Regions from separate parts of the Homo sapiens genome. Here region 1 is linked to region 2. A link is a loop called in an ENCODE intact Hi-C map of the cell type or tissue named here. Cell type or tissue: gastrocnemius medialis. All regions are shown on one strand. Each heading gives the region's core, and the rest is flanking DNA. Links, peaks and the distances in the headings are about the cores only.

Evidence for each region. A loop is a pair of places that touch in the nucleus more often than their neighbours do. Peaks named below come from ENCODE experiments on the same cell type or tissue, not always from the same donor. Only the 100,000 strongest peaks of a DNase experiment are listed, where the experiment ranks them.
Region 1: a loop joins it to region 2, with 2.3 times the contacts of the local background. A loop is called at or near these places in 2 of 110 quality-filtered maps.

What each region holds. Positions count from the first base shown.
Region 1 is chr1:52,654,188-52,669,962 of GRCh38, forward strand. SHISAL2A (shisa like 2A) reads left to right here. Exons shown (of 3, transcript NM_001042693.3): 3 at 2,603-2,878. The coding sequence ends at 2,853. Among named protein-coding and RNA genes, the nearest start is that of SHISAL2A, 29 kb to the left of the region's middle. RefSeq lists silencers at 8,770-9,064, 12,150-12,444. In gastrocnemius medialis, for the core only: a CTCF peak has its summit at 12,377 (motif pointing left); a DNase peak (open chromatin) is centred at 11,644; H3K27ac peaks cover 5,180 bases.
Region 2 is chr1:52,740,622-52,756,469 of GRCh38, forward strand. It overlaps ZYG11B (zyg-11 family member B, cell cycle regulator), which reads left to right. Exons shown (of 14, transcript NM_024646.3): 2 at 15,837-15,848. It also overlaps the pseudogene RNU2-30P. Among named protein-coding and RNA genes, the nearest start is that of ZYG11B, 22 kb to the left of the region's middle. In gastrocnemius medialis, for the core only: a CTCF peak has its summit at 7,719 (motif pointing left); no DNase peak of the experiment used is centred there; H3K27ac peaks cover 7,365 bases.

The DNA of each region.
Region 1 (15,775 bases), core at 7,776-15,775, 83 kb before region 2:
AGTGTGAGCCACTGTGCCTGGCCAAAATGGCAGTTTTATAGATAGATAGATAGATAGATAGATAGATAGATAGACAGATAGATAGATAGATAGATAAGCTAATTCTCAAATTTATATATAGAGAGACAAAGGAACTAGAATAGCTAAAGTAATACTGAAAAAGAATAATGAAGTTGGAGGAAATCACACTACTCAATTTTAAGACTTATTGTATAGCAACAATAATAAACAGTAAGGAGGATAGTGTGGTATTGGAGGAGGGACAGACACATGCATAGATCAAAATATGGTCCAGAAGTAGACTGACATCATAAGGTTGTCCAACAGATTTTTGATGAAGGTGCAAAATCAATTCAACTGGGGAAGATAGTCTTTTCAATAAATGGTGTTAAAACAACTAAACTTCCATAAGTAAAAAATAAACCTTTACCTAGATCTCACACCTTGTACAAAAATTATCTCAAAAAAGATCTAAATGTAAACCAAAAAACTCTAACACTTTTAGAAGAAAACAGGGAAAAATCTTCATGACATGCGGTTATGCAAAGAATTCTTAAACAAGACATCAAAAGCACAATACATTTTAAAAAAGATAAGCCAGTATTCATCAAAGTTCAAAATTTTAATGCTGTGAAAGATCCTGTTAAGAGGATGAAAAGGCAAGCCTCAGACTGGAGAATATATTCACATATTTGACAAAATATATAAGGATTGGTCGGGTGTGGTGGCTCATGCCTGTAATCCCAGCACTTTGGGAGGCCCAGGTGGGTGGATCACTTGAGGTCAGGAGTTCAAGACAAGCCTGGCTGACATGGCGAAACCCCGTCTCTACTAAAAATACAAAAAGAATTAGCCAGGTCTTGTGGCACAAGCCTGTAATCCCAGCTACTCAGGAGGCTGAGGCAGGAGAATCACTTGAACCCAGGAAATGGAGGTTGTGGTGAGCTGAGATCACGCCACTGCACTCCAGCCTGGGTGACAGAGTGATATGTCTCAATAAATGAATAAATAAATAAATAAAACAAAATATATAAAGAACACCCTAAACTCAACATTAAGAAAACAAATGATCCCATTAGAAAATGAGCAGAAGACTTGAACAGACACTTCATTAAAGACAAACAGAGAACAATCTATGTTTTAAAATGTCCAGGCATGGTGGCTCAGGCCTGTAACCCCAGCAACTTGGGAAGCCAAGGCAGGAGGATAACTTGAGCCCAGGACTTCAGGATAGCCTGGGAAATATAATGAGACCCTGTATCTACAAAAAAAAAAAAAAAAAAAAAAAAAAAGGTGGATGTGGTGGTGCACACCTATAGACCTAGCTACTCAGGAGGCTGAGGTGGGAAGATCACCTGAGCCCAGGAGGTCAAGGCTGTAGTGCGCCATGTTCAAGCCACTGCACTCCAGTCTTGGCAACAGTGCAAGACCCTATCTCAAAATAAAATAATGTTTTTGAAAAAGGATATATAGGTGGCAAATAGGCACATGAAAATATGTTCAACTTCATTAGTCATTAAGGAAATGCAGATTAAAGCCACAATGAGATGCCATCTCAAGGAGCACAGGTAATGGAAAGAGATTGAAAGCTTTCAGAAAGAATAGTACATAGACTCACTTGATCTTAGAAAGATCTTAGATCTCTCTGGCTACAGCATGGAGGACGTGATGGAGGGGCCCCCACTGGAGGCCGTTCCAGGGGTCTGGGCAGAAGAAGATGAAAGCCTGATCTAAGGTGGTAGCCTTGAGGATGGAGAGAAATGGGTGGATACCACAGATGACTATTAGGTGGAACCAGCAGGACCTGGCTTTGTGAAAGGGCCGAGGTAGAAGGTGTGAGAGATGACTCGAATTTTTGGCTTAAACACTTGATACATTTTTTTATCTAGAAAGACAGAAATGTTCAATTGTGTCAAATGCTCCTGATTAAAAAAAGAAAAAGGAAAAAAGAATCAGAGTCCTATAACTGGTAAAGTAAAATTTAAAATAAATAAATAATGTTAAATGTTCCTGATAAGGGAGATAAGGATTTAGAAGTGACTATGGGTTTAGTGACAAATAGTTTGAAGGTATAGTGGGGGCAGAACAAAGTAAGTTGCAGCTGAACAAGTCATGAATGGAAGGTAGAGAATAATAAGGCCAAGTGGACTTCCTTTCAAGCTTTGATTTAAGAGGAAGAGAGAAGATAAGTCACTCAGCAAAGAGAAGCATGGAATCTATTCTCAAAGCGAGAACAATCTATGTTTTAAAAATGTCCACCACTCTTCTCCATACTAGCTGTATGGTAATCCTGTGTTCTCATCTATAAAATGGATTTCTAATAGTACCTACCTCATAGGGTTATGGTGAAGGTCAAGTCTTCATAGCTCTTAACAATTGTTTCTTATCTGTTTCCTCCACCAAACTACAAGTTCATGAGCAACACTGACAGCTCTCAGTGCATAATGTGGTGTATTGTTAATAAATACATGTTAAACAAATGATGCTTCTAAGGCTCTGACCACAGTGCACTGCCCAAGGTAAGCACCAGAGAAGTCAGCTGGGGAGTGTGATCCTGTTGGGGAAGAAGAGAGCCACACACCCTCAGTTTGCTGTTTTCCAGGCCCTGAGGAGGTTTCTCCTGACTGCCAAGGTGTGAACACAGGCATGGCGGCAGAAGTGCCAAAAGTGAGCCCTCTCCAGCAGAGTTACTCCTGCTTGAACCCGCAGCTGGAGAGCAATGAGGGGCAGGCTGTGAACTCCAAACGCCTCCTCCATCATTGCTTCATGGCCACAGTGACCACCAGTGACATTCCAGGCAGCCCTGAGGAAGCCTCTGTACCCAACCCTGACCTATGTGGACCAGTCCCATAAACATTCAATAAATGTCTCCATACCATCCCCTTCTGGAGTCTCTTCAGTGAAAGGTGGGAGTGGGAAAGGACTTTAGAGCCTAGCATGATAAATGAGGGCTTCTCCCAGCAAAGATACCCAGCCCTGCTGTGGACCCTGCCATACTGTTCTGCTTGGCCTATTGTGGGCCAAAGAACTTTGACATGACTCCTAGGAAAAATGGTCAGTAACAACTCCATGCAATCGGGTGGAAGCCTGGGGCCTGTGAAGGCACAGAGGAGCCCCTCACCCAACTGGGAAGTCAGAGAACTCTGACATGGTTTTCCTGCCCCACAGTAGGTGTATTTAGGAGCCCCTGAGAAGATGATTAGCCCTCAGAGGGGGATGATCTCTGCCTCTTCAGCAGCTCTGCCTCACCCTGGAGTGCGCCATCCTGGAGTAAGCCCCTTGCAGAGGGACGGATAGAGAGGGAGTATGTTGTGCACAGGGCTCAGGCGTCATTCTATTTCTTAGGTAGATGAAGGAGTGAGTGCTAAGTGAGAGAATGAATAGGGGCAGGGCGCGGCAGTTCACGCCTGTAGTCCTAGAGCTTTGGGAGGACAAGGTGGATGGATCACTTGAGCCCACTTATTCAAGACCAGCTTGGGCAACACAGTGAGACCCAGACTCTACAAAAAATTTAAAAATTAGCCACATGTGGTGGCTTATACCTGTAGTTGCAGCTACTTGGGAGGCTGAAGCAGGAGAATCAGTTGAGCCCTGGAGGTCGAGGCTGCAGTGAGCTATGATCACACCACTGCACTCCAGCCTGGGCAAGACCTCATCACAAAAAAAGAAGAAGAATGAATGAATGAATGAATGGTTATCAGACTGAATACAGGCTCCAGAGGGTGGACTCTGCCACTGTGTGGCCTTGATAAAGTCCCTTGTCTTCCTGAGCCTCAGTCCCCTTGCTGGGTTATTGCAAGTGTTCAATGAGGTGATGGATTTGAACTCACTTCGTAAACATTAAATTACTAGAAGACTTTTTTTTTTTTTGAGACGGAGTTTTGCTCTGTCACTTAGGCTAGAGTGCAATGGCATGATCTCAGCTCAGTGCAACCTCCGCCTTCCGGGTTCAAGTGATCCTCCCACCTCAGCCTCCCAAGTAATTGGGACTACAGGTGTGTGCCACCATGCCTGGCTAATTTTTGTATTTTTAGTGGAGACGGGGTTTCACCATGTTGGCCAGGCTGGTCTTGAACTCCTGACCTCAAGTGATCCGCCTGCCTTGGCCTCCCAAAGTGCTGGGATTACAGATGTGAGCCACCACACCTGGCCTGTTAAAAGACTTTTTAAATGACCAATGGATGATAACATAGTATTCCTGCTAAAAGACTTTTTAAATTACAAATGGACAATAACAGTAAACTATGTAATACTGAACAACTCTGGAGCCAAATGCCTGGTTAAAATCCTGCCCCTGTCACTTACTTGCTAGGTAACCTCTGTGCCTCAGTCCTCTCATCTATATAAGCTGGAATCTTAGTAGTATCTTCTAATAGGGCTTGGGGAAGGACTAAATTACTAAGTCCATGCAAGTACATAGAAAAGTGTTGGCAAATGGAAAGCACTATGTGTTAGCTATTATTATTATTTTTAACATGTCTTATTATTAATCTGATCGCAAAGGAATCTTAGGGCAAGATGCTGACTGTCAGCCCTCCCTCCTGGCTGCTCTCCTAACTTTGGCGATGGCTTTTAGGCTTCGCCTTCGGAATGCAAGACAAGGACTGTGGAGACGCAGCTCAGCAGCCACCAAAAGCAGCTCTTGACATTTCAGACAGTGACATGACCTGCTGCTGGATTTGGCAACAGTGAAAGAGTCACTCTTAGATACCTGTGCCTGAGGCCAGCCAAAGGGTACATGATGGGGTGGCAAGACAGGGTGAGTCACCCACAGAAGTGTTCTAGGCTGGAAGTCAAGAGATTTTGGTTCTGGTCTTGCTTCATTTGTTGTTGTTGGTGGTGGTGGTGGTGGTGGTGTGTGTGTGTGTGTGTGTGCTCTTTTATTTCAGCATTTTTTTTTTGAGACAGTCTCATTCTGTCACCAGGCTGGAGTGCAGTGGAGATCATAGCTCACTGCAACCTCAAACTCCTGACACAAGCAATCCTTCTGCCTCAGCCTCCCAAGCAACTGTGACTACAGGTGCGTGCCACTGTGTCCAGCTAATTTTTAAATTTTTTTTTTATCGAGACGGGTGGTTGCTATGTTGCCTAGGCTAGCCTTGAACGTGTTGGGATTACAGGTGTGAGCCACTGCACCCAGCCTATTTTCAGCACTTAAAACCCAGCACCCTTGTCCATTTACTGCACACTTAGTGGTATCCATTCTATTCTAGGACCTGTGCAGGTTGCCACAAACAAGAGGAATCAGACAGTTCTCACCCTCAAGGGGCTCACATGGAGGACAAGGCAGGCACACAAATGGCCAGGAGGCCCAGTGGTGGCCCTTCATGGGGCTTTAGGGAGGAAGAAATGATGTCTGAGCTGAATCATCAAAGATGACTCAAAGTTTCCAGGTGAGACAGGAACAGAAAACATTATGGTCAGAATACAGCTTGTTCACAATAGTGAGAGCGAGCCAGTGTGGCCCAGGACCTGCAAGTTATTTGTTATAGAAAGAGCTTAGGGTACTTGTATATATGTGGTGGGGCTGGGTGATATTGGGATGTTTAGTCCCTGACGCTCTGTGCGACCCTTCACAGGACGAATTCCTTCTCTGTCCTTGGTATCCTCATCAGAAAAATCCAACTTTTCTCTGAACACTTTCAAGGGAGACTGGGAGGTTTCAGGAAAGAATCTGATAATGCCCTTGCCTTTAGGCTGCTAGCAGTCAGAAGGGGGAGATGCTGTGTGCATTCCAAACGCTAAAGTGGTCATCCGCGGCCTAAGGCAGTGGTTCTCAAACTCGAGGCTGCATCAGAATCAGCTGTGTGGAGGGCTTGTTAAAACACAGAATGCTGGCCTCCTACCCCAGTGTCTGACTCAGTAGGTCAGGAGTAAGTCCCCAGAATTTGCATTTCTAACAAATTCCAGGTGATGCTGATGATGCTGGTCTGAGACCACCCTTTGAGCACAACAGCCTCTGCAAGAACAAAAACAAGCTTTGAGGACTCCGAGCCAGAGAGATGTGGGGGAGACCGCACACTGAGCAAGGCCCTGAAGACCTGGTAGAATTTCCCCAACAGTTGGAGAAAGGGAATGTACATGCTGCTTTTGCTGACCTACACATCCTAGGCCTCATAAAGCCCCTCCCTGCCCCCCAACAGCTCCTCTCCTTTGAATTCAATCAAGGCTCAGAGCCGGCTGTCACTGGGGTTGGCTAGTCTGGGTCCTGCATTAGAAACAAACTGCCCACCCTGTGTGATAGGAGCCCCTCCCCCAGGGCAGCCGCAGTGGGAGGATGCTGGGTGGGCTGATACGCAGACAGAAATAGTCTGAGCTCACCGCTGTTCCCAAGCACACATCGACCGGCAATTATTTCTTGTAAATTGCTTTCCCGGTTATGTTCAGAACATGTGTGTGTGCCTGCCTGAGAACAAACACTCAGAGGGCACAGGGCGGAGGAGCTAGCTGGAGAGTGGGCTTCGGATGGAGGGGAGTGAATCTTCAGCCCAGAATTAGAGAATGTTGAATCTTGGAACTTGGAAACGTTAGAACATTCCACTCCCCTTTACAGCTATCCTGCTAGGTGTTTTTTTCTCAGACGTTCACATTTGTTTGTCCATTCAACATTGATTGACAATGATTTTCTGCCAGAATCTTGGCTAAATGAGGTCCCGATCCCTATCTTCAAGAAGCTCATTGCTACAGGCATTTACAAAAGATCCCTAATCTAGCCAAAGACTTTGGGAAGGCCTCCTGGAGTAAGCAATAACTGGATTAAGTTTAAAGGACCCACTGACAGGTGAAAGGAGGTTTCTGGTACAAGATGAGGAACAGCATTTAAGGCAGAAGGAACAGCATACATGAAGACCTATGGCTAAGAGAGACCATATGGTTCTTTCAGGTAACAATAAGTAGTTCAGTTTGGGTAGACACAAGGTGGGAATGGTGAAAGATGAAGCTGGAAGGGTAGACGAGCCAAGTCCTGAAGCCTTTGCCATATTAAGGGGCTTGGTCTTTATCCCGAGGGCAAAAGGGAGCCACAGGAAAGGGTTTCAAGCATGGAAAGGAACTCGACAACACCTTTTGTGAGCACTTGCTTCCTGTTCTCTGTAACATTGAAGTGAAATTTGCCATTCAGGATCTCTGCCTTTGGGGCCCTTTGGTTGCAGATCCTTCAGAAGTCTAAAGGACAGTGATGTCTCATGTATCCACAAGAAATGACTTGGGCCCTAGACATCTGTCCTCCGGTCAGGGGGAGGCCATTCTACTGCCTGACTGACTCATGACACTGCTCCTCCTGATCTGTGCCTGTTGGCTCAGGGGCCAGGGCACAAGACAGCCAAAGCCAGGCTGCAGGCCACAGCCCAGGAGAGCTCCATGCCTTGCTCGGTCCCAGAACCCTGGGTCCCACCTGGGAAGTCTCGTGTGTGGAACACTCACAGGGGTGTGAAGGGCTCCTTGCATACCTTCTCCATCCCTCACAGGATCAAGGCCACCCAGAGCAGATGACCCACTCTGAGAGAGTTGACTGAAGACACACTGTGGGCCCACCACTGTGACAAGCCCTTAGAATAGAATACGGCCGGGCATGGTGGCTCACAGCTATAATCCCAGCACTTTGGGAGGCCAAGGAGGGCGGATAACCTGAGGTCAGGAGTTCCAGACCAGCCTGGTCAACATGGTGAAACCCCGTCTCTACTAAAAATACAAAAAATTAGCCAGGCATGGTGGCAGGTGCCTGTAATCCCAGCTACTCGGGAGGCTGAGGCAGGAGAATCGCTTGAACCCAGGAGGAGGAGGTTGCGGTGATCTGAGATTGCGCCACTGCACTCCAGCCTGGGTGACAGAGCAAGACTCCGTCTCAAAAAAAAAAAAATAATAATAATCCTGCAACCCCGCCCTTCAGGCCTTACTTACTAGAGATGAAGAGTAGGTTTGACCCGTGAAACCCCTAGAGAACAGTCAGAGAGAGATCCCAAACAAATGCCAAGATGTGGGGTAAGGACCATTAGAGTTGCAAAGATTCTAAGGCAGGAGAAAAGAAACAGTCTGGAAGCCTTCATGGAGGAAGCAGGGGTTGAACTTAATCTTGATGGACCATGGCAATACTTGAAGGGTCTCATCCAGGTAGAGGAAGCATTCTATCCTGTCAACTTTCTATTTTATTTTATTTTATTTATTTATTTATTTATTGAGACAGAGTCTTGCTCTGTCACCCAGGCTGGAGTGCGATGTCTCAATCTCAGCTCACTGCAACCTCCACCTCCCGGGTTCAAGTGATTCTCCTGCCTCAGCCTTGTGAGTAGCTGGGATTACAGGCCCCTGCCAATATGCCCGGCTAATTTTTTTTTTTTTTTTTTAAATAAAGATGGGGTTTTACCGTGTTGGCCAGGCTGGTCTTGAACTCCAGACCTCAAGTGATCTGCCCACTTAGGCCTCCCAAAGTGCTGGGATTACAGGCGTGAGGTACCGCCCCCCCACCCTTTCTGTTTTAAAGAGAGTACCCCTTAGGGCTCCAAGGGCTCTGGACAAGTAGATCTCTCTAGCCCCACCTTCAGCCATAGTCCGCTAACCAACAGACTATCTTTTGTGTGCCAGGTCTTGTCCTGGGCTCTAGGAACAAAGAAATGAATCAGTCATAATTCCTGCCCTCAGGGAATTCTCAGGCTACTGGAGGAAGACTGCTAGGTTAAATAGACAGTTAAATACACTGTGGAAAGTGCCATGGTTTGTTTATTCAAGCACAGGGCAAAATCACTACTTGTCCAGCACAGAGGGCTGCTGTCGTGCAGCCAGCCTTATCTCCAAGGAGGCCTTTCTCCGGGAAGTAGGGAGCTTCATTGTGAAACCTTCATCTTCTAAACCTCCAGCTCCGGGTTCTCAAGCCCCGCCTTCTCTCCTGGCTGCTGTAGGTTACCATGGAAGCCGTAAGCCCCTCGCAGCTCCCTGCGGTTCCACACCCCTCCCTCTTCTCCATCTCTCTTAGCTCTTTGTCCTGTGGCTGCAGATGTCCTCCCGGGCTGATCAACTCCCGAACTTTCCCCAGGGTGAGAATTATTATCCCCATTTGAAATAGGGAAAAACTGAGACCCAGAGGCGTGAGGGATTTGCCCCAGACCCCTCGCAGCCCGTTACTGGCAGAATCCCAAGCACAGGTTCCCTCCAAGCACCTCCTCCGCCCTCCCCGCAACCACCCCTCTGTGTGGCGTTCATTATGCGCTCCTATCCACCAAAGCTTATGTTTGCTTTTTTTCTTCTTTCCGTATCTTTGGTAGTTTAACTTCTTATTCTAAGAAAATCAGAACATGTGGCCGGGCGCGGTGGCTCACGCCTGTAATCCCAGCACTTTGGGAGGCCAAGACGGGTGGATCACCTAAGGTCATGAGGTCGAGACCAGCCTGGCCAACATGGTGAAACCCCGTCTCTACTAAATATACAAAAATTAGCCGGGCGTGGTGGCGCATGCCTGTGATCCCAGCTACTCGGGAAGCTGACGCAGGAGAATCGCTTGAACCTGGGAGGTGGAGGTTGCAGTGAGCTGAGACTGCATCATTGCATTCCAGCCTGGGCAACAAGAGCGAAACTGCGTCTAAAAAAAAAGAAAAGAAAGAAAGAAAATCAGAACATGTGCTGACTAACCCTTGAAGTAACTTGAAGTTCAGTCTTTACATTAGTGACTTAAATCTATTCTTGGATATGTTGTTTAAGTCCTTTGTGAACTGAAAATAGTGCTGGATGATAAAACCTGCCAAAAAGCTATCGCAGAATGTACCAACCCTGATTATGCTGATGCAACAATGATAGTCATATTTTTGAGCATTGCAATATGCCAAAATGCATTCTGAAAAACCATACTTGACCGTGCAGAATTTACACAACAGAGAATTTGAACACATTATACCAAATAGAAGTGTTTATATAACTACAGAAGACAAAGGTATCGAAACCTTGGCATATGGAAAATAGAATTTGTCCTGCAAGACCAGCCCATTTTATTTATTTATTTTTTAATTTTAATTTTTATTCTTTTTTTTTTTTTGAGACATAATCTCGCTCTGTCGCCCAGGCTGGAGTGCAGTGGCGCGATCTCCGCTCGCTGCAAGCTCTGCCTCTCGGGTTCACGCCATTCTCCTGCCTCAGCCTCTCGAATAGCTGGGACTACAGGCGCCGGCCACCACGCCCAGCTAATTTTTTTTTTTTTTTGAAACCGAGTTTTGCTCTTGTTGCCCAGGCTGGAGTGCAGTGGCGCAATCTTGGCTCACCGCAACCTCCACCTCCCGGGTTCAAGCGATTCTCCTGCCTCAGCCTCCCGAGTAGCTGAGATTACAGGCGTGTGCCACCATGCCCGGCTAATTTTTTTGTATTTTTAGTAGAGACGGGGTTTCTCCATGTTGGTCAGGCTGGTCTCAAACTCCCGACCTCAGGTGATCTGCCCGCCTTGGCCTCCCAAAGTTGTTGGGATTGCAGGCGTGAGCCACCGCGCTCGGCCCTGATTTTTTGTATTTTTTAGGAGAGACGGGGTTTCACTGTGTTGGCCAGGATGGTCTCCATCTCCTGACCTCGTGATCCGCCTGCCTCGGCCTCCCAAAGTGCTGGGATTACAGGCATGAGCCGCTGCACCCCGGCTATTTTTATTCTAAGACAGGATCTTGCTCTGTGCCCAGTCTGGAGTGCAGTGGTGCAATCATGGCTCACTGCAGTCTTGACCTCCCTGGCATAAGTGATCCTCCTGCCTCAGCCTTCTGAGTAGTTGGGACTACAGGCGCACACCACCACGCCTAGCTAATTTTTGTATTTTTAGTAGAGACGAGGTTTTGCCAAGTTGCCCAGGCTGGTCTCGAACTCCCAGGCTCAAGCAATCCGCCAGCCAGCCCATTTTGATCTGCACAATACTTAAGCTGAAGGTATAATACCACCCACCCCTATGCGATGTCTGTACAGATGTGAAAGGACTTTGGAAGTTGTGATGTGCTCGACAGATGTTATTTATTGTTACTAAATGAAAGTTGGGGAAAGATCTCCTAGATTTCTTCCCAAGGGGCTCCAATTGTCAGACTGTTCAATTCTGAAATTTTCTATTGTTAACATATGTGGTGCTAAAGGTCTGTAATTGTGGAATCTTGAGCCTGATTCTAATCCTGTGAAACCAGAATCCTGTGAATCTGACATTCTGTAACTCTATCCAAGTGGGAGGTCAAGGTCTGAAGGCCAGGGCAGGGTGGGGACAGAGGTCAGCAGGAGGATCCCACTCCCCTAGGGAGGAGCAGTTGTCCCCGATGTCTTCTACCTGGGCTCACCCTTGGAGCTACAGCCTCATTATCATTCAGACTTATCATGAGCTCATCACCCTTCCTCCAACCAGCCCTCCCTGGGGCCTCATTGTATGCATTATCCATATTCATTACACATTTTTCTTCCATTAAGTCGAATTAAGCCACTTTGCCAACACTGCAGGAACCAAAATCTCCCTCAATAAGTATGGGCCCTATTGGGGCCCAGAGGAGGCCCTAAGTTAGGACAAATCTACCCATCCCCACCTCCCTCCCATCCTTCTTCTCAAGCACCATCCCCCCCCACTTCCCTGTACCCCAGATCACATGGAAGCTGCAGAAGCACTCCTTTCTGCAAGTTCTGGTACATGGTGTTCCCTCCCTGATGGCCTCACAGGCAGCTGCTGACTCACCCCAGGTTGCTAATGCATCAGGTAGCCATGTATTCCGATGGAGCTGCTTCATAAAATGTAGCAGCGTGTGCATGTGTGAGCTCACATGTGTGAACATGACCAGAGCACCGGCCCTGGGCTGTGGACTTGAGACCTGGATTCTAGGCCACCACTATTTACAGGGTTACCTTGAGCTAATGCCTTCCTCTCTGTCTCAAGAGAATATCCCAGCCCTTCTGGCCTCACTAGGTTGTTTGGATACTTACGAAGAAATGTGTTAATAATACATTGTTCTACAATGTGTTATGAAGTAAAGTGATATCTAAATGCAGTGTACCGGCTGGGAGCGGTGGCTCACGCCTGTAATCCTAACACTTTGGACGACTGAGACGGGGGGATCACTTGAGGTCCGGAGTTCAAGACCAGCCTGGACAACATGATGAAACCGTGCCTCTACTAAAAGTACAAAAATTAGCTGGGCGTGGTGGCAGGCGCCTGTAGTCCCAGCTACTTGGGAGGCTGAGGCAGGAGAATCACTTGAACCCAGGAGGCGGAGGTTGCAGTGAGCCAAGATTGCGCCGCTGCACTCCAGCCTGGGCAACAGAGTGAGATTCTGTCTCAAATTAATTAATTAATTAATTAAATGCAGTGTACCACCAAGATGTCCATGTCCAGCCCCATAGCACCACCTGCTGTGTGACCTTAGGCAGATCATTTTACTTCTCTGAACTTTTGTTTCTGTGCACACGCGCGTGTGTGTGTGTGTGTGTCTATAGTTTTTTGAGTGCTTACTATATGCTGAGCATTGTGTCTGGCATGTTATGGGGTTTACGCTGTACCAGTCAAGATTCTCAGTTGTAAACAAATTCTCAGAGGTAGTTGCCAGAAACTACCTCTGGCAAAATTAAGCAAAAAGGGTCTTTACTGGAAAGCTATTGGATGTCTCACTGAAATGACAGGGAGACCACAAAGCTAGATGAGAATCAAGGGCAGCTGGGCACGGCCAAAGTCCTGCCATGGGAACTATGTGTTTAGGACAGACTCTGCCTCTAGCCACACAGATACTTGCTGATCACCACTGCACTGCTAGGCTCTTGCCCCATTGCAGCCACCTGAAGTAATCTCTGTCCTTGCCCCTCTGCTAACTGCCACCAGACTCAGCCCATGTAGGGCATTGACTTGGCCAATCACAAGCCCACAAGGGTCAGGAGGAGTTGCTGCCTCCTTCAGCTCCCACATAGCTTGGAATTCCTCCAGATAGGGAGTGTTTGGATGCTGGGTGGCCCAGAGCAATCAATGTCCACTATAGGCTTCACCAATTCTGAGTTTGGTAATATTACATTTTACAGGTGAAGAGACTGAGGCTCTGAAAGGTTTATATACTGGTTACCCAGCTAGTATGGGTACACGAACACCTACCTTGCAGGAATGGAAGAAGTAAATGGGCGTAGTTAGTCAGCACGAGTTCATTCCTCTTTTCCCCTCAGTAATAGCTCTTGCTGGGAATGTTTGCTCCGCCATGGGGAAGTCTTTCAAAGATTTGTTCACATTCTCTATGACCCTGCAGGTGGTTCCTAACTTCCTGGCAACAACCACAATTGTAATTCGTTCAAAGAGATTGACTGCTGTGGAGACAGATCATCACCATCACCATCACCATCACCATCACCACCACCACCATCATCATCATTGTCATCGTCATCATTATGTTGCTTTTAGCTCACTGGAGCCTCACAGAACCCTGTGAGGTAGGTATTACCTCAGTTTACCAAATGAGAAAACTGGGGCTCGGAGGGGGTTTCATGGCTGTCCCAGACTTACAAAGCAAGTCAGAACCAGAATCATATCTAAATCTTCTGTCTGCAGAATCCACTCTATCACGTGGCCTCTATTTCAAAGAAGCAGGCCAAAAACAGGACATACAGCATTTGACATAGACATGGACCATCAAGGCAGGGAGATCCTAGCCCCTTTGCATCCTTTCTGCTTTTTCACTGGTAGGAAAGTTGAGTTCTAGAGAGAAATGCCCTGCCCAACCTCACACAGTGCCATTGGTGAAGCCTCCATGGTTTGAATATAGTTCTCTTGCCACCCAGTTTAGTAAGCATTCCCCACACCATTATGGAGCTCATTTCAAAGTTGAAGTAACTGAGATGGTCACCCCGGGAGTAAATGGCCCACCCAGCTGTTGGGATGAGTACATAGCTAATGTGTGGGCCCAGAAGAAAGGCCATGGCAGCAGGGTGGCTGGGAGGTAGCAGGCTTTGCACGTCCAGAAAATTCTGTTCTCTCAAAATCAGGAAATGTCTCCACACTTTAAGATGCAGTTATCCTCTCCTGGTTGGAATTGATTGCAACATACTTCAATTTGTGGGTTATTGGAATAGCTGGGGAAAGTCTGAAGGTAATTAGACCTGGATAGACCAAACATGTGTGGCCCAAAGAACTGAACAGTCTGTGATTAGCACCTTGATCTGAGGCCCACAGGTAGGTACTGGGAAATTTCCGTGCACTTTGGCTTTTGAGGCAGCCTTCCCATTTGAAAATGCCCCCCACCCCTCCCTGACTCCTTCCAGCGTCAGCTTAGAGAGTATTCCTCTAGGAAATTGTTTTTGACTCCCAAGCTGAGTTGGGATCTCCTCTGGTCTCCCACAGCTTCTCTGTGTCATAGCCCCGACCACACTGGATTGTCATTTTCTATGTGTCCATCTCGCCATTATGGACTGTTAATTCCAGGGCATGGACAGATCTTCCTCAGAGGAGGCCTCAGCAAGTGTCAGCCACACGAATGAGTGTATGGAGCAAAGGAGGAGTGAACGTCTAGGAGACCAGCCGTTACCCCAACTCCTCCCCATCCGCTCCTACTCTGGACTCCAATCTATGCCCTACCCCAGCTCTTGGATTTGGCCTTTGGATCAGGTTCTTCTGGTAATGAAGCCTCACCTTTCCCCCAACTAACTCTGATCTGGCCTACCCTGCTCCTGACTAACCTCAAGGATCCTGAGTCTCCTTCAGCCTAACAGCTCCAGAAGCTGAACTCCAGCCCTAAGAGCCCCAGCTGCAGACAGGCCTCTGGCCAAGAGCTTAGTCAGGCTACCCTGACTAAGCCACAGGGTTGGCATGCCCTCTGGGCAGCCCCTGAACCGGGCTCTGAAAACACAGGAATGGACAAGGTAATCTACCCGAGTCCTGAGCCTGCAAGGTAGTTGAGACAGATCTTGAAGGAGAGTGGGCACAGTCAGAAAGGAAAAAGTGGCTCAGTGTAAAATAAAACTGACACAAGCCCATGTACCAGCAGCCAATTGGATCTTTTTTTTTTTTTTTTTTTTGAGATGGGGCTTCTCTTATTGCCCAGGCTGGTCTTGAACTTCTGAGCTCAAGCGATCCTCCCACCTTGGCCTACCAAAGTGCTGGGATTACAGGCGTGAACCACCAATTGGATCTTTACTGGACCCCTACAGGGCACTGAGCTAGGGAATGTTGGAGATTCAGAGGCTGAATCAGATAGCAGCCCAACCCTGAGATACAACTGAGCTACAGGCAAGAGGATACTACCGGGCGCAGTGGCTCACACCTGTAATCCCAGCACTTTGGGAGGCCGAGGCGGGTGGATCATGTGAGGCCAGGAGTTCGAGAATACCCTGGCCAACATGGTGAAACCCCATCTCTATTAAAAATACAAAAATTAGCTGGGGTTGGTGGCACATGCCTGTAAACCTAGCTACTTGAGAGGCTGAGACACGAGAATCACTTGAACCTGGGAGGTGGAGGTTGCAGTGAGCTGTGATCACGCCACTGCACCCCAGCCTGGGTGACAGAGCGAGACTCTGTCTCAAAAAAAAAAAAAAAAAAAGAGGATGCTAAGACATCTGGAAGGTGGTGTTCTATTGAGAAAAAAAAAACAAGGTAGGGACAAAAGCGAAGGCCTAGAATGATACAAAAAGTGCAGAACATAGTGACCTACACAGCTACATTTGTGTAGGCCCAGTTACATCAACATTCTAGAATATCCTAATATTCTGACACACTAATGTTCCAGCACACCACATTCTGTCATGTTGTCATTCCATTCTGGGGAGCACTCCACCCCACCAACATTCCTCTCTCTGCCATTCCAATGTTCCATCCCAC
Region 2 (15,848 bases), core at 4,046-12,045:
GGCACCATCTCAGCTCACTGCGACCTCCGCCTCCGGGGTTCAAGCAATTCTCATGGCTGAGTCTCCTGAGTAGCTTGGATTACAGGCATGCGCCACCACCCTTAGCTAATTTTTTGTATTTTTAGTAGAAACGGGGTTTCACCATGTTGGCCAGGCTGGTCTCCAACTCTTGGCCTCAAGTGATCTGCTCACCTTGGCCTTCCAAAGTGCTGGGATTACAGGTGTGAGCCACTGCGCCCTGCTGGTACTACCTTCTTGACCTTCCTCTTTGTCTGTAAAATGATTGCAGTTGGGGCGGGGGAGGGTAAGGGATTAGATCATCTCTAAGGTTATAGTAGATGTTTATTTCTGGAAGCCTGACTTGGTTGAATTTGTAATAGAAAATAAAAGTTTTTGCTGGGCGGGGTGGCTCATGCCTGTAATCCCAGCACTTTGGGAGGCCGAGGCGGGTGGATCACCTGAGGCCAGGAGTTCGAGATCAGTCTGGCCAACATGGTGAAACCCCATCTCTACTAAAAATACAAAAAGTAGCCGGGTGTGGTGGCATGCACCTGTAATCCCAGCTACTCGAGAGGCTAAGGCAGGAGTATTGCTTGAATCCAAGAGGCAGAGGTTGCAGTGAGCCGAGATTGCACCATTGCACTCCAGCCTGGGGCAAAAGAGTGAGACTTCGTCTCAAAAAAAAAAAAAAAAAAAAAGAAAAGAAAAGAAAGTTTTTTAAAAACCCAAACAACTAAGAGGAGATTTTCCATGGAGTATTACGATGAGAAGTCAGAGATATCTAACATCTCAATTTCTCATAGGTACCTGTGAACTCAAATGATACTTGAGTGCCTTTCAGTTTCATTTTGGTTTCAAGGCTAGACTTGGGACTTAATATTTCTCTCTGGATACGTAGTCTTTTTCTCTAGAGGCAAATGTGTATTTTAGTTATGCTTAACAATAAATTCATGCTTGACTTTTCATTTATTCATGCAATAAACATTTAGTGCCCACTATGTAGTAGGCATTGTTTTAGGCTCTGAGAATACAGTAGAGAAGAAAATGCGGGGTTTTTTTCTATGCAGCTGATATTCTGTGGTAATAACATTTATTGAGCAGGTAGTATATGCCAGTTACTGTTCTTAGTGTGTTGCATTTAGAATTTATTTAATTCTGGCAACAATCCTATGACATAGGCACTGCTCTTGTCTTCATTTTACAATCATGAAACTGAGGTTCAGGGAGATTAAGTACTTTGCTTAAGGTTATATAGGTTTGTAAATGGTAGAGGTGGCATTTTAATCCAGGCAGTCTGACTCCCAAGCCCACACTCTTCATCATAGTATTACATAGTCTTTTAGAAAGATATCCATAAAAAATCTATTTCTATCATTAAATTGTCGAGTTTGTAATTTTTGTAGTCACCTGATTTCTGGCCCAATCTTTAGAAAAAAGTCACCCAAAGATACAATAAAGGAGCACTGTGAAAGCCCTTGTGTTCTGTTACAGGAATTGTCAGTCTTAGGAAGCTTTTGGGTAGGACATCTTGAGCCTGATTCTTATGAGTTGAGAGACCAGGCATGGTGACTCACGCCTATTACCCCAGCACTTTGGAGGCTGAGGCAGGAGGATCACTTGAGCCCAGGAGTTCAAACCTGAGCAACATAGTAAGACCCCGTCTCTACACAAAAACAAAAAATTAGCCAGACATGATGACACGTGCCTGTAGTCCCAGCTATTCGGATGGCTGAGGTGGGAGGATCTCTTGAGCCTGGGAAGTCGAGGCTGCAGTGAGTTGTGATTATGCTATTGTACTCCAGCCTGGGTGACAGAGCAAGACCCTGTCTCTAAAAAAAATAAAAGATAGAAAAAGAGATGTAAAAGAGAGAATTTTTTTTGTATTTTTTTACAGCTGTACAATGTGTTTATGTTTTGTTACTTCAAGAGTCAAAAAGTAGGCCAGGCGCGGTGGCTCACGCCTGTAATCCCAGCACTTTCGGAGGCGGAGGCGGGCGGATCACGAGGTCAGGAGATCGAGATCGTCCTGGCTAACATGGTGAAGCCTCGTCTCTACTAAAAATACAAAAAATTAGCCGGGCGTGGTTGCAGGCGCCTGTAGTCCCAGCTTCTCGGGAGGCTGAGGCAGGAGAATGGCCTGAAGCCGGGAGGCGGAGCTTGCAGTGAGCCGAGATCGTGCCACTGCACTCCAGCCTGGGCGACAGAGCGAGCCTCCGTCTCAAAAAAAAAAAAAAAGAGTCAAAAAGTTAATAAAAAAGTAAAAGTTCTGGGGGGCAGCCCCCGCCCGGCCAGCCGCCCCGTCCGGGAGGGAGGTGGGGGGCAGCCCCCGCCCGGCCAGCCGCCCCGTCCGGGAGGTGGGGGGCGCCTCTGCCCGGCCGCCCCGTCTGGGAAGTGAGGAGCCCCTCTGCCCGGCCGCCACCCCATCTGGGAGGTATACCCAACAGCTCATTGTGAACGGGCCATGATGACGATGGCGGTTTTGTCGAATAGAAAAGGGGGAAATGTGGGGAAAAGAGAGAGAAATCAGATTGTTGCTGTGTCTGTGTAGAGGGAAGTAGACGTAGGAGACTCCATTTGGTTCTGAGATTAGGGAGTCATCACCACTCCCTAATCTCAAGTACCCAGGGACACAAACACTGCGGAAGGCCGCAGGGTCTTCTGCCTAGGAAAACCAGAGACCCTTGTTCACTTGTTTATCTGCTGACCTTCCCTCCACTATTGTCCTATGACCCTGCCAAATCCCCCTCTCCGAGAAACACCCAAGAATGATCAATAAATACTAAAAAAAAAAAAAAAAAAAAAAGTAAAAGTTCATAAAATCGCTAAGAAAGTTACAGTAAGATAATGTTAATTTATTACTGAAGAAAGACAAATTTGCTCAGGAGTTCGAGACCAGCCTGGGCAACATAGCAAGACCTTGTCTTTACCAAAAATAAAAAAAAATTAGCTGGGTGCTTTGGTGCACACCTGTAGTCCCACGTATTATTCCAAAGGCTAAGGTGAGAGGATCGCTTGATTCCAGGAAATTGAGACTGCAGTGAGCTATGATCACACTACTGTACTCCAGCCTGGGTGATAGATTCTGTCCCCACCCCCCAAAAAGAAAAAACATTTAAATAAATTTAGTGTAGCTTAAGTATTTATAGTCTACAATAGTGTGCAGTAATGTCCTAGGCCTTCACATTCACTATCACTGATTCAACTGATATATTCCAAGTACCTTCCAGTCCTGCAAGCTCCATTTATGTTAAGTCCCCTCTACAGGTGTACCATTTTTTATCTTCTATGCCTATCCCTACTGTACCTTTTCTTTTCTTTCTTTTTTTTTTGAGACAGAGTCTCGCTCTGTCACCCAGACTGGAGTGCAGTGGCACAATTGATCTCAGCTCACTGCAACCTCCGCCTCCTGGGTTCAAGCGATTCTCCTGCCTCAGCCTCCCCAGTAGCTAGGACTACAGGCACAAGCCACCACACCCAGCTAATTTTTTTATTTTTAGTAGAGATGGGGTTTTACCATGTTGCCCAGGCTGGTCTCAAACTCCTAACCTTAAGTGATCTGCCCACCTCAGCCTCTCAAAGTGCTGGGATTACAGGTGTGAGCCACTGCATCCAGCCTTTTTCTATGTTTAGATTTTTCAGATACACAAATACTTAACATTTTGTTACAGTTGCCTACAGTATTCAGTACAGTAACATGCTGTACAGGTTTTTGCATCCTATCTACCACCTCTATGATCACACAATGACAAAATTGCCTAATGACACATTTCTCAGAATATATTCCTGTTGTTAAGCAACACATGACTGTACTAATATTATCCCCACTCTACATAGGATAGAACTGAGTGTCAGAAGAGCTAGGTAATTTGACCATTGTGATAACACTAGAATTCAACTTCAGTTCTACTGTTGTTCTTAACTACGATATTTCTAGAGAAGGGCTGGGTACGCTAGCTCACGCCTGTAATCCCAGCACTTTGGGAGGCCAAGGCGGGCGGATCATGAGGTCAGGAGATCGAGACCATCCTGACTAACATGGTGAAACCCCGTCTCTACTAAAAATACAAAAAGTTAGCCGGGCATGGTGGCACGCGCCTGTAGTCCCAGCTACTCAGGAGGCTGAGGCAGGAGAATCTCTTGAACCCGGGAGGCGGAGGAGGTTGCAGTGAGCTGAGATCGCGTTACTGCACTCCAGCCTGGCAGAGCGAGACTCCATATCAAAAAAAAAATATATTTCTAGAGAAGTCATTTTTGTGCCTCAGCTTTCTTAACTGTAAAATGAAAATTTTAATACTTTTTCTTCTACTTTGTAAGGTTATTGTGAGTATCAAATGAAATCAGGATGTGAATATGCTTTGTTTACTGTAAGGCATTGCTACCAGCATAATTCACAAAGGATATTTTTTCTTATAATTAACCAAAACATAAACCTCATTGCTCAGAGATTCTGAAGTCCACAAGTGCTCAGAAGGTTGAAATGCTTCTTTGCCATGGCTCTGGCAATACAGTAACAGAATGAAGCTTTTAATACACAAAACAAACTAACCAACAAAACAGATAACTGACTGAGTCTTGGGGAAATTACTGAGAATACCTCTAGTTGAGTGTTGTGTAAATGACTAAATACTTCAAGGCAGGAGCATTTAGGAAGACCAATAAAAACCGGAGTGGGGGTTGTGGGAAGGAAGGGTAGAGATTAAAAGAAAGCTATGAGAAGGTTTAGGAAGAGCTAATGGATTGAGATTCCTTTTTTGCCTTGTCTTCATTGCCCCATGCTCTCTGGTATGCCTTGCTTTTATAAGAAGCTGTGGTTCAAGAGCAGAGGATCTGCTTATAGGTAGTTCATTTATTCATACTTACTTCTTACTCAGTAGACACTGAAACATTTACTCTGTAAGCATAGGGGATATGGAGATGTATAAGGCATGGCTCTAACCTGGTGGTTTTCTTTGTTTTTGTTTGTTATGGAGTCTCACTCTGTTGCCCAGGCTGGAGTGCAGTGGCGCGATCTTGGCTCACTGCAACCTCTGCCTCCCGGTTCAAGCAATTCTCCTGCCTCAGCCTCCCGAGCAGCTGAGATTACAGGCATCCACCACCATGCCCAGCTAATTTTTGTATTTTTAGTAGAGATGGGGTTTCACCATGTTGGCCAGGCTGGTCTTGAACTCCCGACCTCAAGCAATCCACCCATCTCAGCCTCCCAAAGTGATGGGATTACAGGTGTGAGCCACTGCATCCAGCTGTTTTTTTTGTTTTGTTTTGTTTTGACGGAATTTTACTCTTGTTGCCCAGGCTGGAGTGCAATGGTGCAAACAAGGGGAGAATCGCTTGAATATTTAACTTTTTTTTTTTTTTGAGACGGAGTCTCACTCTGTCGCCTAGGCTGGAGTGCAGTGGCACTCGATCTCGGCTCACTGCAACCTCCACCTCCTGGGTTCAAGCAATTCTCCTGCCTCAGCCTCCTGAGTAGCAACTACAGGCGCGTGCCACCACGCCCAGCTAATTTTTTGTATTTTTTTTAGTAGAGACGGGGTTTCACTGTGTTAGCCAGGATGGTCTCGACCTCGTGATCCACCCGCCTTGGCCCCCCAAAACGTTGGGATTACAGGTGTGAGCCACCGCACCTGGCGAATATTTAACTCTTTAAGTTATGACCTGTGTGGTCTAGTCTTAGTGCAGTGTCATAATCCATGGAACACAATCCTGCAAACAAAAAGTCATTTTGAAATAACTCAGTCTTTATTTGCATTTCTTGAAACATCATGAAGTAGAATAGAGTTCACAGATAAACCAAGCAGAATTATTAACCCTTTCTGTATCCCCCAAACCCAGCATAGTCCCTGATATTTACCTATTAGAAGAACAAAAAGGAGAATGAGTTCAAATTAGGAGAGTGATAAAGGGACTTCCCTAGTTTCTGAAAAATTGTGCCAATTTACACTCCAACCAGCAGTATTTGAGAGGACCAATCTGGGCAAACTTTACTTGAAAAATTCACATTTATCAGGTTTATATCATGTCCCAAAAAAACACTATATTAACCAAAAAAATAAAGATCGGCCACTGTTTTTTTTTTTTTTTTTTTTTTTTTTTGCGGCTGGAATTGTTTTTCCTATTTGCTATAGAATATATTTTCAGCCATTGCTCAGGGGCTGTGTCACTCTGCTTGCTGTACTTGAGGTAATTACAGGGCTTCATTATCTCTTCTGACCATAATTAACAGATCTGGGTTAAATCTGGGATTTATTTTTGGAGTTTTTTTTTTTTTTTGGCGGGTAAGGTCTTTACTCCCCCCTCCATCCTTTCCCTCCATCTGAGAGGCCTTATGGGTAAGACAAAGGGCATGATATTTGGCATTGAAGATTGGTTCAAGGTCCAGTTCTGCCACATTCTAAATATATGAACTTGGGTACATTATTATTTCTGAGTTCCAGCATCCTCATATACAAAATGGTATCTAGTATAGAAGTTCTACAAGAAAGTTGTGAGGGGTAAATGATACAATGTGTGTAAGAAATGTGTTGTATGAATGTTGATCAGTCTTTGAAAGAACACTTGCCTGTCTACTAGGGTGCCAGATGTTATACTAGGTTCTAGGTATTAAGAAAAAGTCAGCACTGATTTCCTGTTTGATTCTTTACTACATTTCATCAGTTCTTTTCTGCAAAATATTTTTCACTTTTGATTTTTTTTTTTTTGCATTTTCATTGCCTGTACTCTAATCCATAGCATCATCACCTCCTGTCTGGGCCACTGTTAACTAGTTAGTCCCAAGTTGTATTTTGGCATTTATTTCAAAGCCAGACTAATAATTATTCTGTTTGAGAGATGATATGGTGTAGCAGAAAAAGTATGGACTTCATTATTAACAGACCTGGGTTTGTATCTTGGCCCCACTTTCTACAGTATGTGACACTGGGAAAGTTCCTTTACCACTCTCTTAATTTGAACTCACTCTTTTTTTTTTCTCTCTCTCGTAACAGGTAAAAATCAGGGACTGCATGTGGTTCTAGGGATAAAGGAAGGGTTAACAAGTTCCTTCTACTTGAAGAGTTCATGGCTGAGTGGGGTAAACAGATACAGTCATAGATAACCATGGTGTAACATGGAATTGTAAAAGAAAACTAGCTTGGGAATCAGATATAAAGGGCAGTGTATGTAGTGGTAAAAGCACAGATTTAACTCTAGAGTCAGATTGCTTGGGGTCTAATCCTGACTCTACCATTTATTAGCTCTGTAATCTTGAGCAAATTACTTAAACTCTGATAGCCTCAATGTCCTTATCTGTAGAATAGGGATACTGATGGAATTTAATTTATAGAATTCTTATGAGAAATAAATGAAATTATATATGTAAAGCACTTAGCATAGTTAGTAGCATATAGCACATAGCATATATTAGCATATAAGTGCTCTACAATTATAATTATGATATTAGTAGAGTAGTTAAGAACTTAAAAATATAAACTTTGGCCTCATTCTTGTGTTGAAGTCTGGGTTTAGCAATATATTGGCCATGTGAATATGGGGAAGAGATTTAACCTAAGCCTTATTTTCCTCATCTTTAAAATGCAATAATGTAATTGTGCTTGGCTCAGGATGTAGAAATGGAAAGAGATCTGCACCAGGACCTGATACAGAATAAATGCCTTGTAAAAGATAGCTGTTGTGATTTTTATTCTTGCTCTGCCATCTGCTGGCTGTTTTATCTCTGATATGTAAATTAATCTTTCTGAGCCTCAGTTTACTTTTGTTCAAAACAAAGTTGTTTATTGAAGATTGAAAATATTTATGAAGTACATAGGTGGCTGGCACCACACAGTTGTCATTCAGTACACAGTAGCTGTTGTTAATGGTACAATTTAATTTTTCAGGTGCTGAGAATAAAATTAATTCTGCCTTAGAAATTAGGAAAGACATCACAGAAGTAGTGAGCTTTGAATTTTGAAAGATGAGGCTGGCTGGGCATGGTGGCACATGCCTGTAATCCCAGCACTTTGGGAGTCCGAGGCGGGCAGATCACCTGAGTTCAGGAATTCGAGAGTAGCCTGGCCAACATGGTGAAACCCTGTCTCCACTGAAAATCTAAAAATTAGCTGGGCGTGGTGCACGCGCCTGTAATCCCAGCTACTTGGGAGTCTGAGGCAGGAGAATCACTTGAACTGGGAGGTGGAGGTTGCAGTGGGCACAAGAATCACTTGAATGGGGAGGTGGAGGTTGTGGTGAGCCAAGATCACACCACTGCACTCCAGCCTGGGCAACAGAGTGAGCTTCCATCTCAAAAAAAAAAAAAAAATGGCCGGGCGTGGTTGCTCACGCCTGTAATCCCAGCACTTTGGGAGGCTAAGGCAGGCAGATTGCCTGAGGTCAGGAGTTCAAGACCAGTCTGGCTAACATGATGAAACCCCGTTTCTACTAAAAATACAAAAAAATTAGTTAAGTGTGGTGCCGCGTGCCTGTAATCCCAGGTACTTGGGAGACTGAGGCAGGAGAATCGCTTGAACCCGGGAGGTGGAGGTTGCAGTGAGCCGAGATCGTGCCATTGCATTCCAGCTTGGACAACAAGTGCCAAACTATCTCCAAAAAAATAAACAAAATACCTAAATAAAAAAAGAAAGATGAGTGAGATTTTTGCTATAAAAGGACTAACAAAAGCTCTGAGATGTGAAAATATCTGTTACAGTACTTAAGGAATAGTAAGTGCTAGGTTGCTTAAACATGCAGTTTAGTGTATCTGGCAGGTAGCTTATTTGGGGCAGGGAGAAGGGAACAGTGAGAAAGGCTAGAGAGGAAGATTGGAACTAGCTAGGAAAATGTTTCGAATACCTTGCTAAAGTGTTTATACTTTATAGGTCTCTCTTTTTCCAACTTTTACTTGTAACAACTGAAGAAACTAAACTTGCTGGGGAATAGAGGAGGGAATTACTTGAAGCCAGTGTTCAAACAGGAATTTCTTGGTGATCTTGTGGGGTTTATTTTTTTTTATTTTTTATTTTTTTGAGATGGAGTTTTGCTCTCGTCGCCCAGGCTGGAGTGCAATGGTGCGATCTTGGCTCACCGCAACCTCCGCCTCCCGGGTTGCCACCACGCTTGGCTAATTTTTGTATTTTTATTAGAGACAGGGTTTTGCCATGTTGGCCAGGCTTGTCTTGAACTCCTGACCTCAGGTGATCCGCCTGCCTCAGCCTCCCAAACTGCTGGGATTACAGGCATGAGCCACCGTGCCCATCCTTATCAATTTTCAAAATACAGAGTTGATATTTCCCTGGTGTCCTTCAAAGATAACTAGTTGGTTTTTATTTTGTATCATTATGAACTCATGAATTGAACATATTTGAGGTGCAATTCCCTGTAGTTTTCAGCTGTTTTCCTGATCTTTGAAATGTGGAGTTTGGATAAGATGACCTCTAACCATCATTAGCATTTTGATGTATTTATTTCTAGTCTTGTGTTTACACTTGTTTAAACTATTTATTTTATTTTAATTTAGTTTTGAGACGGAGTCTTGCTCTGTCACCCAGGCAGTAGAGCAGTGGCACAATGTTGGCTCACTGCAACCTCCGCCTCCGGGGTTCAGGCGATTCTCCTGCCTCAGCCTCCCAAAATGCTGGGCTTGCAAGTGTGAGCCACTCTGCCTGGCCCCCAGCAACTATTTTTTTTTTTTTTTTGAGACGGAGTTTCACTCTTGTTACCCAGGCTAGAGTGCAGTGGCGCAATCTCGGCTCACTGCAACCTCCACCTCCCAGGTTCAAGTGATTCTCCTGCCTCAGCCTGCTGAATAGCTGGGATTACAGGCATGGGCCACCATGCCTGGCTAATTTTTGTATTTTTAGTAGAGACAGAGTTTCACTGTGTTGGTCAGGTTGATCTTGAACTCCTGACCTCAGGTGATCTGCCTGCCTTGGCCTCTCAAAGTGCTGAGATTACAGGTGTGAGCCATCGTGCCTGACTCTGGCAACTATTTTTAATAGCAGCTTTATTGAGATATAATTCACATACCATGCATTTCACCTATTAAAGTGTACCCAGTTCAGTGGTTTTTAGTATATGCAGAGTGGTGCAACTATAGCCACAATCAATTTTAGAACATTTTCATCACTCCAAAAAGAAGCCCTGTGCCCACTAGCATTCACTTTCCATTTTCTTCTAACCCACCTTCCCTCTAACCCTAAGCAACCAATAATCTCCTTTCTGTCTCTGTACATTTACCTCTTCTGAACAGTTCATACAAATGGGATCATACAATACGTGGTTTTTTTGTGACTGGCTTCTTCCACTTAGCATGTTTTCAAGGCTCATTCATGTTGTACAGTACATCAGCATTCCTGTTTTGCTAAGTAGTATTCCATTGTGGGGCTGTACTATATTTTGTTTATCCAGTCATCTGGTTTTTGTTGTTTCTGAAATAGAGTCTTGCTCTGTCACCCAGGCTGGAATGCAGTGGTGCCATCACGACTCACTGTAACCTCCCACTTCAGCTCCTGAGTAACTAAGACTACAGATACCTGCTACCACACCCAGCAAATTTTTGTGTTTTTTGTAGAGATGGGGTTTCACCATGTTGCCCAGGCTGGTCTCGAACTTCTGGGCCCAAGTGATCCTCCCAAAGTACTGGGATTACAATTGTGAGCCATCACGCCCACCCCATCCCACCCTACCCATTTATCAGTTTTGATGGATATATTTGGGTTGTTTCTACTATGATATAGTTAAAAAAAAAAAAAAATAGCCAGCGCGGTGGCTCACACCTGTAATCCCAGCACTTTGGGAGGCCGAGGCGGGCAGATCACTTGAGGTCAGGAATTTGAGACCAGCCTGGCCAACATGGTGAAACCCCGTCTCTACCAAAAATACAAAAATTAGCTGGGCGTGGTGGCATGTGCCTGTAGTCCCAGCTATTCTGGAGACTGAGGCAGGAGAATCACTGGAACCTGACGTGAGGCAGAGGTTGCAGTGAGCCAAGATTACACCACTGCACTCCAGCCTGAGTGACAGAGCAAGACTCCGTCTCAAAAACACACAAAAAACCCCCCAAAATTTGATCTTCATACCCTGTTTCTTGCACGTTAGCTCCCAAACCCCTTGGAAGCTCTGAAGTGAAAAGAGTTTTTGTATGCTAATGAGTTGACTGGTGTCCAGGAGCCCCTAGATAACTTCTTTCTGGGCTGGTTGCCAGAAGGACCAAGGCATGTGATAGGAAAAACAACATTTTTTCCTTCTTTATACTCCTTTATATTCACACCACTCTCAATATTTTTGATACCAAACCATATAGTAGGAGAAAACAAACTGTTTTCTCCTACTGTACTCTCAACACAGAACACTTCTGTGACCAGATGTGTGGTTTTTTTTTTTCCCTATACGGAGCAATTCTCCTATTCTCAGCAGACATCAATTGGGTGCCCTAAAATTTACCTCAGTTCTGACAGTAACCAGCATTAACATAGACCTCACAGGTGAGGGGCTCACTTCCACAAGATGGCCTCCCTCAGATGCCAATTCAGGTAGTAGGTCTCTGGATTAACCACAACACCTGTCAGTCTTGGCTACAAATTGGAGGTTCCCACACCTCCCTCCCTGGGTTTGATAATTTGCCAGAGTGCTCACAGAACCCATGAAAATTTTACTTACTTTAATACAAAGGATATTTTAAAGGATACAAATGAACAGCCAGATGGAAGAGATACATAGGGCAACCTATGGGGGAAGGAGCTTGAAGCTTCCATGCCTCCTCCAGCACACCCTACCCCACCCCTAGCACTTCAATGTGTGCAGCAGCCTGGATACTTTCCAAACCCCATTTTTGGGTGATTTTGTGGATGCATTATTACATATGCATGATTGATTAAATCATTGGCCATTGGTTATTAACAACTTTGAGTCCCTCTCCCCTCCCTGGAAGTTAATGGCAAGTGAAGTGCCTTCCTGAATTCTGTGAGTCATATTAGCAGATTATCAAACATGAGGCCCTCCTCAGGGGATCTTGGAATCCCACAGTTTATAGTTCATTGGTCAGAAGTACAAGTGGAAATCTGGGACTTGTGACTGGCACCTGCAGTGGGGACAGTGGCCTAAACTGTAGTGCTATGCTAATTCTGGGTAGTTAGTGTCAGAATTCGAATTGAATTGTAGGATACCCAGTTGGTGTCAGAACTGGTTGTTGGCGTGGGAAAAGCCCAGAAATTTGGTGTCAGTAGTGTTGTGAGTAAAAACAATTCGGACCATTTTTTTTTTCTTGGGGTGGGGTACAGAGTCTCGCTATGTCGCCCAGGCTGGAGTGCAGCAGCATGATCTCAGCTCACTGCAACCTCTGCCTCCTGTGTTCAAGTGATTCTCCTGCTTCAGCCTCCTGAATAGCTGGGATTACAGAAGTGCACCACCACACCCAGCTAATTTTTGTATTTTTAGGAGAGACGGGGTTTCACCAAGTTGGTTAGGCTGGTCTTGAACACCTGACCTCATGATCCACCCACCTCGGCCTCCCAAACTTCTAGGATTACAGGTGTGAGCTGCCGTGCCTGACCTCAGACCACTTTTTAACTATTATGAACAATGCTTCTGTAAACATTCACATACAAGATTTTGTGTGGACATGTTTTTATTTCTGGGTATATACTTAGGAGTAGAATTGCTGGATCGTATTGGTAACTGTTTAATTTTGTAATAAACTGCTAAGCTGTTTTCCAAGGCAGCTGCAACATTTTTATTTCCACCAGTAATGTATGAGGTTTCCAATTTTTTCTCCCATCAGCAATTATTGTCCATGGTTGTTCTTCTTCTTCTGGTTGTTGTTGTTGTTGTTCTTTTTTTTTTTTTTTGACAGAGTCTCGCTCTGTCACCCAGGCTGGCGTGCAATGGCGTGATCTTGGCTTATTGCAATCTCCACCTCCCAGGTTCAAGCAATTCTCCTGCCTCAGCCTTACCCTAGTAGCTGAGATTACAGGCATCTGCCAACATGCCTGGCTAATTTTTTGTGTTTTTTTGTTTTTTTTGAGACAGAGTTTCGCTCTTGTTGCCCAGGCCGGAGTGCAATGGTGTGATCTCGGCTCATCGCAACCTCTGCCTCCCGGGTGCAAGCGATTCTCCTGCCTCAGCCTCCCAAGTAGCTGGGATTACAGGCATGCACCACCACGCCCAGCTAATTTTGTATTTTTAGTAGAGATGGAGTTTCTCCATGTTGGTCAGGCTGGTCTTGAACTCCCGACCGCAGGTGATCCACCCGCCTCGGCCTCCCAAAATGCTGGGATTACAGGCGTAAGCCACTGTGCCTGGTCACTTTTTGTATTTTTACTAGAGACAGGGTTTTACCATGTTGGCCAGGCTGGTCTCGAACTCCTGACCTTAGGTGATCTGTCTGCCTCGGCCTCCCAAGTATTACAGGTGTGAGCCACTGTGCCTGGCCCCCTTTGCCTTTTTTTTTTTGAGATGGAGTCTGGCTCTATTGCCCAGGCTTGAGTGCAGTGGCACCATCCTGCCTCACTGCAACCTCTGCCTCCTGGGTTCAAGCGATTCTCCTGCCTCAGCCTCCCAAGTAGCTGGGACTACAGACACCTACAACCACACCAGCTAATTTTTGTATTTTTAGTAGAGACGAGGCTTCACCATGTTGGCCAGGCTGGTCTTGAACTCCTGACCTCAGGTGATCCGCCCACCTTGGCCTCCCAAAGTGTTGGGAGGCCACTGCACCCGGCCTACCTTTGACTATTTCTCGGCCTTTTGGCTAAGATCAAGTGTAGTATCTGTTCTTATCAGTTTATTTTACATTTATTTATTTTTTGAGATGGAGTTTCCCTCTTGTCGCCCAGGCTGGAGTGCAATGGCGCAATCTCAGCTGACTGCAACCTCCGCCTCCCGGGTTCAAGCAATTCTCCTGCCTCAGCCTCCCAAGTAGCTGGGGTTACAGGCATGCGCCACCACACCTGGGTAATTTTTGTATTTTTTGTAGAGATGGGGTTTCACCATGTTCCTCAGACTGGTCTCAAACTGCTGGGCTCAGGCAATATTCCTGCCTCAGCCTTTCAGAGTTCTGGCATTACAGGCATTAGCCACCGTGCCCTTTTCACTTTCTTTATGGTGATCTTTGAAGCACAAAAGTTTTTAATTTTTTTGAAGTTTAATAGATATACATTGGTGTCATATCTAAGAAACTTTACTGATCTAAAGCCCGGACTTTTTACACCTATGTTTTCTTCTAAGAGAAACAATCTTAGCTCTACTATTTAGGACCTTGATCTATTTTGTGGTAATTTTTCTATATGATGTGAGATAGGACTTTGTCTTTATTCTTTTGTATGTTGATGTCCAGTGGTCCCAGCATCATTTGTTGAAAAGCCTATTCTTTTTTTTTTTTTTTTTGAGACGGAGTCTTGCTCTGTCGCCCAGGCTGTGGAGTGCAGTGACATGATCTCAGCTCACTGCAAGCTCCGCCTCCTGTGTTCACGCCATTCTCCTGCCTCAGCCACCGGAGTAGCTGGGACTACAGGCGCCCGCCACCATGCCTGGCTAATTTTTTTGTATTTTTAGTAGAGATGGGATTTGACCGTGTTAGCCAGGATGGTCTCGATCTCCTGACCTCATGATCCGCCCACCTCGGCCTCCCAAAGTGCTGGGATTACAGGCGGGAGCCACTGCACCCGGCCAAAAAGCAAGCCCGTTGAATTATCCTGGCATTCTTGTCAATATCAATTGACCACGAATGTAAGAGTTTATTGCTGAACTCTGAATTCTAGTTCATTGATCTATGTGTCTATCCTTATGCTGGTGCCATACAGTTTTGATTACTTTAGTAATCAAAGTCTTTCAACTTTGTTTTTCTTTTCCAAGATCGTTTTGGCTATTCTAGGTGTTGCATTTCCATATGAATCTTAGGATAAGCTTGTCTTTTTTGTTTGTTTTATGAGACGGAGTTTCGCTCTTGTTGCCCAGGCTAGAGTGCAATGGCATAATCTCAGCTCACTGCAACCTCTGCCTCCCAGGTTCAAGCAGTTCTCCTGCCTCAGCCTCCCAAGTAGCTGGGATTACAGGCATGTGCCGCCACACCTGGCTAATTTTGTATTAGTGTTTAGTGGAGACAGGGTTTCTCCATGTTGGTCAGGCTGGTCTCGAACTCCCGACCTCAGGTGATCCACCTGCCTCGGCCTCCCAAAGTGCTGGGATTACAGGCGTGAGCCACCACACCCGGCTTTGTTTGTTTTTTGAGACAGAGCCTCACTCTATCACCCAGGCTGGAGTTCAGTGGCATAATCTCGGCTCACTACAACTTCCGCCTCTTGGATTCAAGTGATTCTCCTGCCTCAGCCTCCTGAGTAGCTGGAACTACAGGCGTCCACCACCATGCCTAGCTAATTTTTGTATTTTTAGTGGAGATGGGGTTTTGCCATGTTGGCCAGGCTGGTCTCGAACTCCTGGCCTCAAGTGATCCTCCCACCTCGGCCCTACCCTATTTTTAAAAAATAGCTCTCTCAGCTTCATACTCATGTCTGAACAGCATATTGTGATGCTTTAGTTGGTTACAAGCTTCCTAAGCTCTGAGGTCTTCCGCTCACCATCCCTGACTGATTAGAACCCCCTGCTGTGTGCTTACTTAATACCCAGTGTGTCCTCTATTTTAATACTAAAGGGGCTGTATGTAAATGTTTGTTTCAGTGTTTCACTTCTATTGCTTCTTGAGAACATAGATCACAGATTGTATTCCACTGCCTTACACAGTGTCTAGCATATGATAGACACTAAAGAAATACTTGTGAAATGAGTAAATGAATGTTTTGTTCTCTGCTTTTCTGGAAACTAACTAGTTGGTTTTTGTGTTTCTTTTATATTTTTCCCTGGGCTCCAAGGAGGAGGCGTCT